Linked DNA regions of Homo sapiens: region 2 is linked to region 1. Evidence: read pairs that join two places in POLR2A ChIA-PET (ENCODE). Cell type or tissue: Caco-2. All regions are shown on one strand.

Region 1 (2,500 bases):
GGCCTGTGCCTGTAATCCCAGCTACTCAGGAGGCTGAGGTAGGAGAATCCTTTGAGCCCAGGAGTTCCAGATCAGCCTGGGCAACATAGGAAAGCTCCACTTCTAAATAAATAAAAATAAATAAAATGTTCTAGAATGAGATAGTGGTGATGGCTATGCAAGTTTGTGAATATACTAAGAACCATTCAACTACATACTTCAAAATGGTGAATTTTAGGGTATATGGATGACATAACAATAAAAAAATTACCTAAGAATAAAATTAAATGATGCACAACCAAGAGAGATATATTAAATTAAATTAAAGCAGAGAGAGAGAAAAAGGTCCAGATTTGAGGCAGTCATTGAAAACCTATAAAACTGTAAAATGTGGACCCATATTTTCCCACAGTAACAGAGGCTGAAGCTGAGGGGCCGATGCTCCTTTAGAAGGTGCTTGGGCTCCCCAATTGGCCTCATTCCACACCCCTCACTATAGTCACCTGGCTTCATTTGTTTATGTTGTCATCTAGTTCCTGAGGAACTCACAGTGTGACACTTGCAGGGACAAAACCCTGGGGCCACCACATTGGACAGCCCAGTGGCACCACTGACATTGTGTTTCCCGGAAGCAGTGCCCCAAGGACTTTACCAGAGAGGTGGCCCTGCTGATTTGCCCCTACTCGTCTCACCCTAAGAAGCTCCTACCAGCCTGGAATCTTATACCAGCATTTCTGAAACCCCACCCAGGCAGTACAGCCTAGTGGTTCCATGTGGGAGCTCAGGCTCCAGACTCCTGAGGTTGGAGTCATCATCACTACAATGTCTGGATTTGGATACTTGGACAAGTTACTTGATCTCTCTGTGCTTGGCTTCATCCTCATAAATGCAAATGATAACAAGACTGTCTCCCTTGGAGGAGTTTGGTGAGAATGTAATGAATTGATATAGGCAAAGTACTTAATCTGCACCTGGCCTAATAAGTAAATGGTGGCTCTTGTCATTATTGCCTGGAAGATAGCACACATCAGTGAGGTGTGGTGAAAGCAACCGTGAGCTGCTGAGAAATGCAGAAAACAGTCCTGGTTCCACCCCTCTCTCCCTGAAGCACCCTGGACAAGCACCCCAGAAAGGACCCCTTTCCTGTCCCTTTTCGTCCCTGTGAAATGAAAGGACAGGTCACTGGTTGACCTCTGTTTGAGGTTCCTTTCAGCCCAGATAGTCTAGGACTCTGTCATTACCACTGTACTGTTTGCTAGTTGAACAGAAAACTAACCACATTAATCAGGAATGCTTTCAGCTTCCAGGAACAGAAAGCGTAGCTATAGAAACTTAATTACATAACTGTTTTCCTCAAATCTTGAGAAATCTGGGGTAGGAAATTGCTGGTCGTGGTTCAGCATCTTGGAGATGGCATCACCGAGACTTCCACAAGCCTCTTGGCCTTTCCCTCAAGGCTGCAAACCGGCTGCTGCTGCTCCATCTTTCACATCCATCATACCCATCACATCAACTGCAGGAAGATGGGGAAGAGAGGGCAAGACAGTGACTAAATCAAGAAAGCAAAACAGTTTCAGGAAACCCACAGCAGACTTCTACTTATATTTCATTGTCCAGGACTCTGTTTCCTGCAATGCCTAGCTGGAAGGTAGCTAGGGAGAGAGGGTTAAGAACAGATGATAGGTGAGCTAAGCAACAGTATTGCTTGTACCAACTATGAGATAACTACCCATAGACAAATCAACAGCCTGAGATGAGATGGATGGTAACGTGGACCAAGAGTCTCCAGACCTGGTCCTGGAATAGCTCTGCCAATGACCTCCACTCTCTGGATGGGGTGACTAGGGGTGGTGGAGAAATCAGTCCCACTCACATCTGATTAACTGAGGGGGTTCCCAAAGGAAAGCCCAGCCATTTTAACAGAAGGCAGGAGCTTGATGCGCAAAATCATGGCAGTGTCCATCACAATGCCATAAAGAGGGGTAAGCCAAGTGTTGTGGGGGCCCCAGGGGAAAATGTAAAGAATTCCGCCTTGAAAAGTCAGGAATGAAATCACATCTGAGCTGGGCCTTGGAGCATGAGTACTAGTTATCTAGGAGGAGAGAAAAGAAAGGGCACTTGAAGTCCTAAGATAGGAGTCCATCAGATGAAATAGTAACTGTCCCACGCTGAAGCCTTAGTTAATGAGGCTTCGAGGGCTGGCCCCTCCCACTTCTATTTCCTTAGGCTTCTCCAGACCCAGGGGAAATGTTGCGGGAGGGGATTCTGGCAGAGGACCATCCTGGCACATGTCAGGGATTCCCTGTTACCTTTGAGATCTCAACTCCAAGGGACCCTTGGGGGCCCACATTCAGGCAGCTCCGGGAGTGCTGGAAATTAATACCTCGTGGGGCAGACATTGACGAATGGGACATGGGATTTGGTGAGCAAATCCCTCTCCCTCTTTCCCAGGTAGACTGAACCTACAGCAGCTCCTGTCCCATCTCTGAGAACGTTCTGCAAGACCGTGCAGTGAGGCTGT
Region 2 (2,500 bases), 970 kb after region 1:
ACCCACTAGGTGCCAGGAGCAACTCCCTAATATTTCCAGACAAATGTCCCCTGGAGGGCAAAATCGCTCTTGCTGGGAACCCCTGTTCAACCTGTACTGCTGTCCCCCAAAATCCCCCACGCCTCCTCCTTGATCTTATTCAGGCTCAGCTGTCAGCTCCTTGGTGAGGCCTCTGTCTACACTGATGACCACCGTTGCCCACCCCAACCCCCCACCATCTCCCTTGCTGCTATATTTTTTTCCATAGCACTCATCACCATTTAACACACTACCTATTTTATTGTTCCTATTTATTGTTTATTATTTACTTATTGTTGTTTTTTATTATCTGTTTATTGTTTATTACCTGTTTCTTCTTACTAGAATGTAAACTTCAAAAAGCCAAGGCTTGGCAGGGCGCGGTGGCTCACTCTGTCTGTAATCCCAGCACTTTGGGAGGCCGAGGCGGGTGGATTGCCTGAGGTCAGGAGTTTGAGATCAGCCTGGGCAACATGGTGAAATCCCGTCTCCACTAAAATACAAAAAATTAGCCAGGTGTGGTGGCACATGCCTGTAGTCCCAGCTACTCAGGAGGCTGAGGCATGAGAATTGCACCACTGCACTCCAGCTTGGGTGACAAAGTGAGACTTTGTCTCAAAAAAAAAAAAAAAAAAAAAAGAAGGCAGGGCCTGGCATAGTAGGCACTCAAATGAATAGTTCCTGAAGGAAGGAGTAAATGCCAGCCCTTGTAACAGATGCATGAACATATGAACATGAGACCTCAGCCTCAAGAGACCTGCAGTCCATCCTGGGTGCAGGGAGTCAGCAGGCAAATAAATGTGTGCAGTGGCAGGTGGCTATCAGAGCTTTAAATAAAGAAAAATAAAGCAAGTGTGTCCGTTTGCTAGGACTGCCAAAACAAAGCAGCACAACTGGGTGGCTTAAAACTACAGAAATATATTGTCTCACAGTTCTGGAGGCTACAAGTCTCAAATCGAGGTGTGGGCAGGGACATGCTTCCTCTGAAACCTGTAGGGGACAGTCCTCCTTACCTCTTCCTATTAGCTTCAGGTGGTTGCTGGCAATTTCTGGCATGTCTTGGCTTGTAGATGCATTGCTCCAATCCTCTGTCTTCACATCATCTTCCGTCTGTGTCTGTCTCTGTGTCCGGATTTCTTTTCTTTTTTTTTCTTTCCTTCCTTCCTTCCTTTCTTTTTTATTTGTTTGTTTGTTTGTTTGTTTATTTTAGATAGGGTCTTGCTCTTTTACCTAGGCTGGAGTGCAGTGGTGCAATCTCGGCTCAGTGCAACCTCCGTCTCCTGGGTTCAAGCGATTCTCCTACTTCAGCCTCCCAAGTAGCTGGGATTACAGGCACGTGCCACCACAACCTGGCTAATTTTTGTATTTTTAGTAGAGATGGAGTTTTGCCATATTGGTCAGGCTGGTCTCAAACTCTCAGCCTCAGGTGATCTGCCCGCCTTGGTCTCCCAAAGTGCTGGGATTACAGGCATGAGCCACCAATGCCCGGCCACGGGTCCAGATTTCTTCTTTTTTGTTTTGAGACAAGGTCTCACTCTGTCACCAAGGCTGGACTGCAACCTCAACTTGGCTCAAGTGGTCCACCTGCCTCAGCCTCCCAGGTAACTGGGACTAGAGGCACACACCACCAACCCCTGATAATTTAAAAAAATTTTTTCAAACAGGCAGGGTCCTGCTATGTTGCCCAGGCTAGTCTTGAACTTCTGGGCTTGAGAGATCCTCCTACCTCAGCCTCTCAAAGTGCTGGGATTACAGGCATGAGCCACTGTGCCTAGCCTAGATTTCTTCTTCTTCTTTTTTTTTTTTTTTGGCAGCAGGGTCTTACTCTGTCACCCAGGCTGGAATGCAATGACACCATCACAGCTCATTGCAGCCTCGACTCCTGTGCTTAAGTGATCCTCCTGCTTCAGCTCCTGAGAGCTGTGCGCCACCACACCCAGCTAATTTTTGTATTTTTTGTAGAGACAGGGTTTCACCATGTTGGCCAGGCTGATCTCAGACTCCAGGGCTCAAGTGATCCGCCCGCCTCAGTCTCCCAAGTGCTGCGATTACAGGCGTAAGCCACCACACCCAGCCTCAGATTTCTTCTTTTTATAGGAACTTCAGTCATATTGGATTAGGGCCCACCCTAATGGCCCCATTTTAACTTGATTACCTCTGTAAAGATCCTATTTCTTTTTTTTTTTTTTTTTTGAGGTGAAGTCTCACTCTGTTGCCCAGGCTGGAGTGCAGTGGTGTGATCTCGGCTCACTATAACTTCTGCCTCCCAGGTACAAGTGATTCTTGTGCCTCAGCCTCCCAAATAGCTGGGATTACAGGCGTGTACCACCACACCTGGCTAATTTTTGTATTTTTAGTAGAGATGGGGTTTTGCCATGTTGGCCAGAGGTCATCCTCAGGTGATCCACCTGCTTTGGCCTCCCAAAGTGGTGGGATTACAGGTGTGAACCACCGTACCTGGCCTCAGATTTCTTCATTTTAT

The links. ChIA-PET counts read pairs that join two places held together with the same protein. Peaks named below come from ENCODE experiments on the same cell type or tissue, not always from the same donor. Only the 100,000 strongest peaks of a DNase experiment are listed, where the experiment ranks them.
Region 2: POLR2A ChIA-PET joins it to region 1 with 17 read pairs; 2 of 35 experiments call an interaction of 5 or more read pairs at or near these places.

The regions. Positions count from the first base shown.
Region 1 is chr20:48,343,926-48,346,425 of GRCh38, reverse strand. No RefSeq gene overlaps it. Among named protein-coding and RNA genes, the nearest start is that of LINC00494, 15 kb to the left of the region's middle. In Caco-2, no CTCF peak of the experiment used is centred here; no DNase peak of the experiment used is centred here.
Region 2 is chr20:47,375,865-47,378,364 of GRCh38, reverse strand. No RefSeq gene overlaps it. Among named protein-coding and RNA genes, the nearest start is that of ZMYND8, 20 kb to the right of the region's middle. RefSeq lists enhancers at 1,415-1,914, 1,915-2,416. In Caco-2, no CTCF peak of the experiment used is centred here; a DNase peak (open chromatin) is centred at 1,026.